3 separate regions of the Homo sapiens genome follow, and all the other regions are linked to region 1. The links are chromatin loops, found by intact Hi-C in ENCODE. Cell type or tissue: PC-9. All regions are shown on one strand. Links, peaks and the distances in the headings refer to the core of each region. The heading gives the core; the rest is flanking DNA.

The links. Peaks named below come from ENCODE experiments on the same cell type or tissue, not always from the same donor. Only the 100,000 strongest peaks of a DNase experiment are listed, where the experiment ranks them.
Region 2: it touches region 1 in a loop (7-fold over the local background); 1 of 110 quality-filtered maps calls a loop at or near these places.
Region 3: a loop joins it to region 1, with 7 times the contacts of the local background. A loop is called at or near these places in 1 of 110 quality-filtered maps.

The regions. Positions count from the first base shown.
Region 1 is chr13:106,149,109-106,152,991 of GRCh38, reverse strand. No RefSeq gene overlaps it. Among named protein-coding and RNA genes, the nearest start is that of LINC00460, 230 kb to the left of the region's middle. In PC-9, for the core only: no CTCF peak of the experiment used is centred there; DNase peaks (open chromatin) are centred at 741 and 1,531; H3K27ac peaks cover 2,500 bases.
Region 2 is chr13:105,588,712-105,592,594 of GRCh38, reverse strand. All of the region lies in intron 6 of LOC105370345 (a long non-coding RNA gene), which reads left to right. Among named protein-coding and RNA genes, the nearest start is that of DAOA-AS1, 85 kb to the right of the region's middle. In PC-9, for the core only: no CTCF peak of the experiment used is centred there; a DNase peak (open chromatin) is centred at 2,374; H3K27ac peaks cover 1,208 bases.
Region 3 is chr13:106,262,088-106,265,970 of GRCh38, reverse strand. The region is part of intron 2 of LOC107984626 (a long non-coding RNA gene); the gene reads left to right. Among named protein-coding and RNA genes, the nearest start is that of LINC00460, 110 kb to the left of the region's middle. In PC-9, for the core only: no CTCF peak of the experiment used is centred there; no DNase peak of the experiment used is centred there.

The DNA.
Region 1 (3,883 bases), core at 442-2,941:
TTCCACATGGTCTTACCTGAAGTTTTCAGAATGATAGAATGATACCTGTTCCTGCCCAATGCCTTTTGCATTGACTACTCCCTCTTCCTGGAAATATTCCTATGGCCAATTCCCTCCCTTTCATCGTCTATGCTCAAAGTGTCTTTCACCATGAAGACTTTCCTAAATTCCTCTTTAAATTGCACCCCTCAGCCTCACATTCTCCACTACCTTGCCTTACATTCTTTTTTCCTCACAACCGTCTAGTATATCATTAGCTCATTTATTATTTTGTGAGTGTTGTTGACTTTATCTCAGTCCTTCTTTCCCGTGAAAGATTCTCCAGTGCAGGGATCATTGTCTGTTTTATTCTGATGTATCCCAGGCACCTAGAACAGTGCAGGAATACAAAAGATGCGTAGTAGATATTTCTTGAAAGAATGAAATCTTATAGGTATGTAAAGTCAAATAAGTTCTACAAAAAAAACAAACAAACTCATCCCTTAAGGTGCTCAGTAAACTAAGGGAGGGAGAAGGAAACACAAATGAAAGACTACAAGGGTTCAAACCCACAGAACATCTCATTAAACAAAAAGCACTAAGGGTCCTGAAATAATAAGGGCAGCATCTAGAAAAAATGTATTCACGAACGACCATACACAGTATTTAACTCACTGCTCTCCATTTGCAGGTGATGAAGGTTTACTCAGGCCAGACAGCAGCTAGTTCCCTGAGAACACCTTTTATGTGGCCCAATGCAAACACTGCTAAAGGGAGTGGCTGAGCAACCTTCTTCCTCTCTGGCTCTACTACCTCTGAGCCTTTGTCCAAGCTGTTCCTTCTGCTTAGACACCTGTCTTAGTCCGTTTTCACTGTTATAAAGACATTTCTGAGACTGGGTAATTTATAAAGAGAGGAGATTTAATTGACTCACAGTTCTGCATGGCTGTAGAGGCCTCAGGAAACTTACAATCATGGTGGAAGGGGAAGTAGGCATGTCTTACAAGGCAGCAGGCAAGAGAAAGGTGTAAGCTAAGGGGGAAAAGCCCCTTATAAAACCATCAAATCTTGTGAGATCTCCCTCACTATCATGAGAACAGCATGGGGGAAACTGCCCCCATGATCCAATCACCTCCCTCCCTTGACATGTGGGGATTACAATTAGAGATGAGATTTCAGTGGGGACACAGAGCCAAACCATATCATTATCCTCTCTCTCTCTCTCTCTCTGTTACCTAGCCAACTCCAGTTTACCTTTGGGTCTTGGTGTGCAGACTACCCCCTAGGGATCCTTTCCTAACCTCTTTCTCTCCCACAGAACGGCTTCCTCTGCTCTGTGCTCCTGTGGCTCTTTCTTTTCACTCTCTCCTCAGACTGACTTTTGAAAGCTTTCTTCCTGACCACTCTGTACATTCCTGAGGGCAAGGAAGCTCTTTGTCCCATTCCCAGCTGCAGTCCTGATACCCAGCAGCCACAGAATGTTTGTGGGATGAATACCATCAGCCACACCCTGAACCAGGGTACATGAGCAATTATCACTGACAAAGAACCTGGAACTTGACATTGACAGGGCTTGGATTTGCCAAGTAGACTGTCTCCCTGCACCACTGTACCGAATGCCTTTTATCCATAGAGGAATGACTCATAAGAAATATTTTTCAGAAGAAGAGAAAGAAGGAGTATAGAAATTACTATCCTCTCACTTTCCGTGATTATTTATTTATTTGCCACATGTTGAGAGCTTGATGGGATACACAGTTACAAAAGGCTTTTCCTGCTGATAAAGAACTCAGAGCCTGGTTGGGAGGAAAGATAGTACAACATATTTAAAATATTGAAACAAATGATTTGAGAGAGCTGTATTAAAGAGGCTTTGACAACACTATGCTTGGGCATGGAAGGCTCCCAAGACTGCTTTAAAGAACATGTTGGAGATAAATAAACTAAGACTGCAGGACTGAAGCAGGGTGGCAAAGTGTGACCTGTGGGCCCAAACAGGCCCGCTGCTGCTGCCTGTTTTTGTGTGACATGGGATCTAAATATGGTCTTATATATTTAAATGGTGGCGAGAGGGAGAAAAGTATTTCATGACACATGAAAATTATATGAAATTTGGAGTTCAGCATCCATAAATAAAGTTTTATCGGAACACAGCCATGTGTATTCATTTATGTCCAACAACATCGTAGTGAAACAGAACCTTTATCCTTCAATAGCCGAAAATATTTGGTATTTGTCCCTTTACATAGAAGTTTGCTGACCCCTGAGCTAGAGAAAACAGCATGTGCAAAGGCCCAACTGCAAGCTGTTTTGCTTGATTGGAGTGAGACGTATGTGAGCCTGTGTGAATGTGTGAGTGTGTGTGTGTGCCATGCTTGTGCAAAGCAGGGTGGGATATGTAAGGAAAGGAATTTTCTTTTAAAAAGGCATGGTGCAATCTTGAATAGATTTTTGTTGATGTTTGTTTGTTTGTTTGTTTGTTTTTGAGACGGAGACTGTTGCCGAGGCTGGAGTGCAATGGCACGATCTCGGCTCATTGCAACCTCTGCCTCTCATGTTCAAGCGATTCTCCTGCCTCAACCTCCCAGGTAACTGGGATTATAGGCGTGCACCACCACATCTGGCTAATTAATTTTGTATTTAATAGAGATGTGGTTTCACTGTGTTGGTCAGGCTGGTCTTCAACTCCTGACCTTAGGTGATTTGCCTGCCTCCGCCTCCCAAAATACTGGGATTACAGGTGTAAGCCACTATGCCTGGCCTCAAATAGATGCTGTATGCCATGCCAAATACCTCTACCTCTGTTCTGTAGGCTGTGGGGAGCTAACTTACAGATTTAACCAGAGGAGTAACCCACTTAGACCTATGTGTTACCCAGCTAGCCTTTTGGTAATTTGTATATGTGTGGCCTGGTGTGAAGAAATTGTGAGACTTCAGGCCCCGTGATCATTAATCCTGTCACTGTCTTTAAATTATTCCACTATTTATAACTCCACCCAGACGGCACCCAACTATAGCACTTATTCTTTCCTCTGTTTTTTTCCAGAAATACTTTCAAAACTGATACCTTATTCATGAGGATTAACTTGTTCTTGTTAAGACAATATACCTACGTATGTGTATATATACAAGTTTTCTTTCTGCATGTGTATATCTATCATTTATATCTATCTGTAGAGAGTCTTTCAGGGTTTCCATGGGGAAAATGCTGCATTTAAGTTACAATACAGTTGTGATTCACAGTCTTTTGTTTGTGTTTGTTTATTTTTGGAGCAATTTGCCAAGAGTACCTCCAACCTATTATCCTGGAACAATTTCCCTCAGAGGTTTTTTTGACTTCAAAGAAGACTACGTGTAGATGGATGGCAGGAGAAATAGGCCCCAGATGGGGATGCTATCAGCACCCATGGGTTCCCATCTCTGGAAATGTTCACATTTTAAAATTGCAGAGTTAGGCTCTGGTCACCTTTTGGGGGCACTCTTTGAGGTGTGTCATTCAACTATTAATTTTATACTTCAAAGAGAGTTCACTTTATGAATGCAGCTGCAGAACGTTGAAAATATTATCCCCACCACTGTGGTCTCCTCCAGTTTTGTCTTTAAAATAACAATGTCAGCCCGTGGTTAGAAATAGTAAAGGCAGTAGCTTTTCTAGACACAGAAGGCCATCTATACCATGTTTCTTCTAAGAACAGGCTTTCCCTTGCTTTTCGGTTATATGTATAAGGCTTGATTTGCTGTCATTCAGTGAACTGTTCATGTTGATGAGGAAAAATAGGTATCAGTGTCTTTGACAGATAGAAAATATGGAAGAAAATATATTACAGTTTTCCCTTAACATTCATTATGAGTTACACTGATTTGGAGGAAATAGAAGGTCAAGCTTTCAAATGTTCTTTTTGTT
Region 2 (3,883 bases), core at 935-3,434, 560 kb after region 1:
ATCATCTTTGGGACTTGGACTGGCTCTCCTTTCTCCTCATCTTGCAGATGGCCTATTGTGGGACCTTGGGATCGTGTGAGTTCATACTTAAATACTTAATAAACTCCTATATACATATATATATATATATATATATATATACATATATATATATATATATATATCTACCATATTCGTTCTGTCACTCTAGAGAACTCTAATACATACAATAAAAATCTATTAAATTTTTGTCTGAAACAGAAAAAATAAAATATTTAACCTTTAAAAATGTTCAATGTTGATATCAATATGATGCCAGAGCCCAATGAAAACAAAAGTACTTAGTTCCCACAAAAGTTATAATGAGACCCTGATTTGACCTAGTTTGGAAATAGCAACCTTTAAAAGGTTTGAGAAAAATAAATACCTACACAAGTGTTTGAAAATATCCCAGGTGTCTAACAACTCACTTTCTCTATGTCTTTCCCATACCCCAAATATCAACCATGACATTTTTCCGCTGATCTTTCAGATCTCAGAAGGCGACATGAAGGAGATCCCTCTGCTGTGAGATTGCTATTTTCCTATTGTACCTCAATTACATTTATAAACTTCTTTCTTTCATGCCAGCCTAAGTGGTTTTTGAATTTATTAACTTTAATGTTTAATAAACCAGTTTCTATAGCAACAATCCTATGACAGATGTTTTGTTAAAGTCTCTTTAAAGCACACACCTCTGTCAATATGTTATTTTGAACATTTCAAAGGATAAACTCTTGAAAAAGGCTGCACATATCTCAACTTTCAACCTCACAATTTGCATTAATAATTATACCCTCTCTTAATAAAAGAATTATTTAATAGAAGGCTGATGAGCTAATTTTAAGAATAATACAGTAAAAGGTCAAAATAAAACTTACCACTCTCGAGAAGAAAGTGTAAGGTCAAGAAATAAAAAAAAATTACAACATGGACTATACTACTTTCCTCAATGTTAATTACTTTAATAAATGTGTGACGAATGATTACCAACATTTTAAAATCTATGTGCATTTTTCTCCAATGAGTGGCACTGGTTTTCTTTGCACTTTTAGAGTGCTCAGTCCTGGCATATGTAGGTCACTGACCGGGAAATTACCATCTCAATTCACTTTCTTTCTTCTTTGCTATTTCTTATCTGATCTCGAAGTTAAGGCATTGAAACTATTGCAAAACCCTCATTATTTTTTCCCAAATTAAAATGGTAATATTTAATAGCTGCATATTTTGATGCATGCTTTTGGCTCTGGTTTCCTTTTTTTATGTGTTTTTTTTTATTGTTGTTGTTATGAAGGGTTTTTTTTTATTGCTTTTTTGTTAAAGAACGTAGCAAAAAAAATGAAGTATACTAAAAGCTATTTCACCCAGAGAAACATAATTTGTTGGGTTTTTAAAAATATCATTTTCATCTGCTTCTTTGGGAAACATCAGAAATAGGCACTGAGGGATGGCAAGGTTTATGCTGAACTCTAAGTAATGCATGTTGTCACTTGCAGCCAGTCACTGAACTTTCTCTGCCGTAGCTTCCTCATTTTTAATGTGGACTAAGACTCCACTTTTATATCACCACGTCCAAGTTTAGACACGTGACCCTAAGTTGCTCTATCAGGGATCTCTAGGCCTTCCCTATGTGAGACACAAGGTGGGTATGGACTGCAGTCAAAGGCAAGTGAGGTTTTTTTTTGTTTTTTTGTTTGTTTGTTCATTTTTTGAGATGGAGTCTCGCTCTTTCACCAAGGCTGGAGTACAGTGGCGTGATCTCAGCTCACTGCAAACTTCGCCTCTGGGTTCAAGTGATTCCCCTGCCTCGGCTTCCTGAGTAGCTGGGATTATAGGTGCATGACATCATGCACTGCTAATTTTTGTATTTTTAGTAGAGACGGGGTTTCACCATGTTGGTCAGGCTGGTCTTGAACTCCTGACCTTGCGATCCACCCGCCTTGGCCTCCCAAAGTGCTGGGATTACAGGTGTGAGTCACCGCGCCCGGCTGCAAGTGAGTTTTTAATGAATGCATGGACTTGAGGACAGAAGAGGAGCCCGAGGTTTCTAGTGGGGGCTATGCACAGTTCTGTGGGTTAAAGGTTGTTCTTCCTCTTTCCCTGAGCTGGGGAGCTAGGGCAAGCTATGTCTTATGTCTCCCAAGAGTCAAAACCTTTGGCTCCTTCTAAATACCAGCCTAGCTCATACTAACACTGGATGAATACATTTCCACAACAGAAACTCAAAATCCATCTGTTTAAGGATGCATGACAAATTTCATTTAGAACAACAGTATGAGAGTCATATTCAAATGTGAAGCAAGAGTGAGCACAAGGCTCTTATTTGTTCCTTAAGAAAAAAAAATTTATTTCTTAGTGAGTTTAAATCATCAACCATGCTTCAGGAAGAAAAATGTAGCCTGGCCTCCTTTCCATCTCTTTGTGATTGTGGAAAAGTGGACCTTTAAGATTTCACTGAAAGATTACAGACCTGCTCATTAATTTTACATTCCAAACCTTTGACTGTTGATAAAATGAACAAAAGAATTTAAAATAAAAGTGGAAAAAAATGGATCCCTTTTCATCCGTGAGGGCCCTCAGGCTATATACAAACACAATACACAAAACCTGCATCATTTACCTGGGACAATGTTATGGGCTACTAAGTCGATCCTTTTAGAAGAGCAGTGAGTTAATGGATTGTTTTCCTGACAATATTTGTAGTACAGTAAAAAATAAAATGGGGAAAATATTTTTATCTGGCTTTTAAATGTTATGTTTTATGGTTGGGTTAATGTTGTGGCTGATCAGCTGTTACATGGTGCATGAATATTGACTGGATTCTCCATTAGGGCTGATGGGGCATCACCGACCAGCTATGTGATCTATGTTCTCCCACTGGCTCTTGCTTGGCATGAGAGATACATTTGCAGGATGAGGAGCAGGAATGAGAGCTATCGATTGTAGAAACAGAATATAGTAGAGCTGATTGACCTGTTTCAAAATTAAGAAATCTGTTGCCATATCTTGCATTACACTCTTTTATTTTATATTCTTACTCTGAATTCCTTCATGAAATGCACAAACTCCACCCTGTATATACATATATATATATGTTTGCATTTCCTAGCTTTTAAAAATAGTTTAAAGTATACCTTCTCCAAAGGGGAAATACTTTGAAATATTTTTGGAAGAGAAATTGTATTAGTTTAGATCCATAATAAATAATTATATTGTTTTAAAAGCTGGTGCAAAGTAACATTTTCTTATATTGTAGAACTCTAAGCCTTTTGGCTTAGAAAATGAGAGCAATATTCTTCTGCTTTTCATCACTTACAGGGATATTCTTGGTATTATTATATAAATTTTATTTTCATTAAATATACCATAAAATTCCAAATGTGTGTTTCGAATTACTGGCAGAAAAATGTTGGTAATTTTTTCCAGTGTGACTTAACTGTCATTATAATTAAGTAATTGTCTCCCCCAAAATGTTTGTTTAGGCAATACATTTCTGCATATTTGAAAACCTAATAAAAAGTTTTATTAAAGCTGTTCACTCAAAAATAGACAACTGTGCCCCGCTGAGCAGTAGTTTAAAACCAAATCAATGAATTTGCTATTATGTAGACAAGAAAGTGTCCTATCATTGACATTAGTAATGTTTCCACCAAGTTGAACGTGATGAGGGAGCTGTTAGTTGTTACCCTGGAAACTATTCAAAAGGTCTAGAGCTGCTGAAAAACAGAAGACTCTGGGCTCACCCCTGGGATTCCGCTGCCTTTCAGACCATCTAGGATCCAAATTTTGGGAATGTATTCTGTATGTCTGAACATGCTTTACTGCCATTTTAGACTGATTGTATCTAATTTTAAGTTTATGATGC
Region 3 (3,883 bases), core at 935-3,434, 110 kb before region 1:
TGACTCATATATTATTGATGAAAAGCACATGGAAAAACCAGGAGTAAACATCCCCGAGATGGTACGTTGTAAGCTATAGATTATTTTATATATTCTTGATAGTAAAGGAATTATACTTTTTAAACTTTATTGTATTATATTGTATTGTATTATTATTATTATTTTGAGGCAGAGTTTTGCTCTGTCACTCAGGCTGGAGTGCAATGGTGCGATCATGGCTCACCTCAGCCTCGACCTCCATGGGCTCAAATGATCTTCCCACCTCAGCCTCTGGAGTAGTTGGGACTACAAGCCTGCACCAGCATGCCTGACTAACTTTTCTGTTTTGTACGGACTGGTTTCGTTATGTTGCCCAGGCTGGTCTTGAACTCCTGGGCTCAAGAGATCCTCTCTCCTCAGCCTCCAAGTGCTGGGATTATAGGCTCTAACTTTAAATCTGTGTAACTCTGGAATCCTTCACTTTGGCAAGTTTTATTTATATTTGTCAGCAGCTAATTATAATTTCAAAAAACCTTGTTTTTATATTAAATGCACATTAGAATAATTAAGACAAAAAGAGAAGTACTTCAACTTTTCACTTTTAATAATATAATTTATATGTTTAAAAAAGACCAGTAGGTATCTTCTATTAAATAATCCTCATTAATTGTGTCTACTTATCCAAAAGTAAATTAAGAAAGGGAATACTTTTATCCCCCTCAGTGAATACATTTCATGACACTTGTCTTGAGACAAAAGGCCTTTTTTTTCCACAACATCTTTTTCATGTACTGAGGGTTATTGCAGAGCTCAAGCCATGGAATGGAGCACCTTGGATGGGTCACTGCCACGGCCAAGGTATTGACATGCTTCTAGATCATGCTGAGGGATTAATTTTTAAAAGTATGATTGTTTTCATTTCTAGGTTTTAATTAAATATGCTATCTTTTAGAGTGCATCCTGAAAAACAAGCAACACACAAAGTAGAAAAGAACAATGCAAGGCGCACATCCAGTTTTATAGAATTGTTTCCCACTAGAATGAAAACCTATTTCGAAGTATAGAAATATTTGATAAACATTGATATCCTAGCCCTAGCCTTCCCAAAGAAACTAATCAGATAAAACTAGTGTCTGATTGCTTACTGTCCCTTTGAAAAAACTGGACCTTAGAAGAGCAAAATTCTGTAAAGGCTGTGGCCACAGCATTAAATACAACTGGACCATACTTTGTGGAATGCATTGTGCACAATGGAAAGTAGAATAACACCGCTCTACATTGCAGTGCAGTTAGAACATGTTATTCCAGTCAAATCATCTCATTTTACTTGGCACCCCCTTAGAAGTTTGAAACAGTTTCTGTGGTTTATTAAACCAAATGGATTGCTATAGAATGTCAGGCTCATAGATTGCAGACAGGTAGTGAGTCTCAAGGCATGTGCCTTTCTTTTTCCTGTGGATGTGTCACGTCGGAATAACGAACTGTCCATCATAGAGGGAGTGATTAAATACTTTTCCTTCCCATCAAATGTAATTTCTGTAAGACTGCATCAATTGAAGCATACAGCTAGGAAATTATGTTTTCCCCACTCTCCCCCTGCCATGCTAATTCCTAGATATGCATTAACTGCACATGCTGCCAACACTGGCAAAAGCAAATGCGTCAGCAAAGTGAGCTGATGGAACCCTGTGAGTGGTATTTCTCCTCCTTTTAAGAAGCTCCTTGAGTTCTGAGACAAATATATATTTGTGTTCAGATCAATTCTTGGCCTTACTTTATAATTTTTCTTATAATCATGTATTACTTTGTTGAATGGTAGACTTTTGACTGGCTCTCAGTTGGTAACTTCAGTGCTTTAGGACAAGTTGGAGCAGCATGCAGTTTCTAAGAGTCCTTATGATTTTTAATGGGCTAGACTGGTGAATAGTCATAAGACTTAGTAAAACATTTGGCAGGAAAAGTTAGAATTTCTTAGGGAGATTAATGACCATTGCAATTTTTCCTTGGATTGTTCCACAGGGTGCCTCTGGCCTTAATGAAAACCAAGTGAAAACTTTGAGCCAAATTCTAGAATTATTGTTCGTGCCTTTGCTCATGTGGTCAAAGAATCCTAATGCAGGTTCGAGGCTCTACTTCATTCTGTGGTCGATTAGTTTGTTCATTCATTCACTGAATAAACACACCTATCACGTGCCAGGCAAGAGGATGCAATGAAACATAAAATCCATAATTGTACTCTGGTATCTCATAGCTGCAAGGAGTGACAGGTGTGTAGGCCCATGGGCACGCCACAGGATAACAAGTGAAGACAAAACATCGTGGTGATTCAAATGGAAATGGCCAGTTTTTCTTGGAAAGTAGAGATGCCTTCACAGAGTGGGAGGTTTTTGAAGTCTCAATAGGAAATTTCCTATGTTGACTAAGCATGAAAGAACATGTCGAATAGAGAAAAGTGTTTGAAAATGCATAAAAGCAGAAAACAGCCTGATGTGTTCACTCATGACGAAGGGCTTGATGTGGCTGAAGTGTGGAGTGCAGGGGTCAGGGGCCACGCAAGGTGGACAGTGGGAGATGGACCCAGAGGAGGAAGAGAGGCCGGGTTGTCACAGCACTGAACAGGGGGTTAAACAGATGGAAGTTTCAGAGCCTCTGCAGGACACGAAAGCATATTGTGATATAGTAATCTTACATTTTTGAAAGATCACTGGAGCGGAAGAGGAGAGTGAATGAGAGGGGCTCAGGCCAGAGGCAGGGAGGTGAGTTGGGAGAAAAATGAAAGGAACCAAGAGGAAGATGAGGATGCAACACGGCCACCTTTATGACTCACTGCTCTGGCAGCATGGAATACTTACTCTTGAAGTGGAAGGTGGAAGGAACCACGGCTCATGGGCGGTGGCGAGCCTGAAATATTTGAGGCTTTTGGAAGACAGAGAAGCAGCTCTTCCCCCTATCTGGAGTTGACATCTTTGAGCAAAACAAAGTCGAAAAATATGTGTTGAATTATTAACACCATTTGCTTTGGCCTGTCGGGCTTAGCCGTGTCACTCATCAAGTTTCTCACAGGAGACCAGAAGACTTCTTAGGAAAAAACATTGGCCTGGAATGAAGAATAATACACCATTAGAGCAGCATGATACTAGTAAGATTAATTAGGTTGGTGAATATGTACACTGTAAACCAGCATACAAATATTAGATGCTACTATTGTTTTCCATATGTTAATAGGATCCAGATATTAGCGCCAGTCACTGTAAGGTACAGATGTACTTGTTCTCTTCCACAGCTATAGAATTTGAACTTGAACAAAATAATAATCTCATAAATGCATCATTCCAAAGCATGTGTGTTGTCAAGAATATGGCATAAGCATTACCTCCATGTATAAAGAACAACACACAAGGAATTTGACAAACTTTCCTGGGGTCCCTACATGTCTTGTGTAGAGAGCTATCTCTGAGAATCCAATAGCAAATGAAACCCAGCCCCTGTTTTTTCTCATCCTTACTCTAGTGGAGGAAACAGCAGCTTAGAGGGCAAATTCAGGTACAGAGAAGACAAGGGAAAACAATGCTATCCAGACTGCTGGGTACCTGGGGAGCAAATGGCCAGGCTTGAGGATCCAGGAGGGAAGCCTCAGCTAAGGTGATGCCTGAGAAGAAGCAGACTTTGGTCCAGGAACAGGAGCTGCCTGCTTGGCACAGAGGAAGCAGCATGTCTGGACAGAGAAACAAGTCACTGCAGAGCTGAGAGAGTCTTGCATGAGGGATAAAGGCAAGGGACACTGGTGGGTAGGATAGAGAAATTTAGGAGAGAGTAGTGGCATGGCTTGGTGATGGATGGGATGTGGCAGCCAAGAACAAGGGAGGGGCCAAGAGTCTCCAAATTTGTGCTTTTGTTTTTTGTT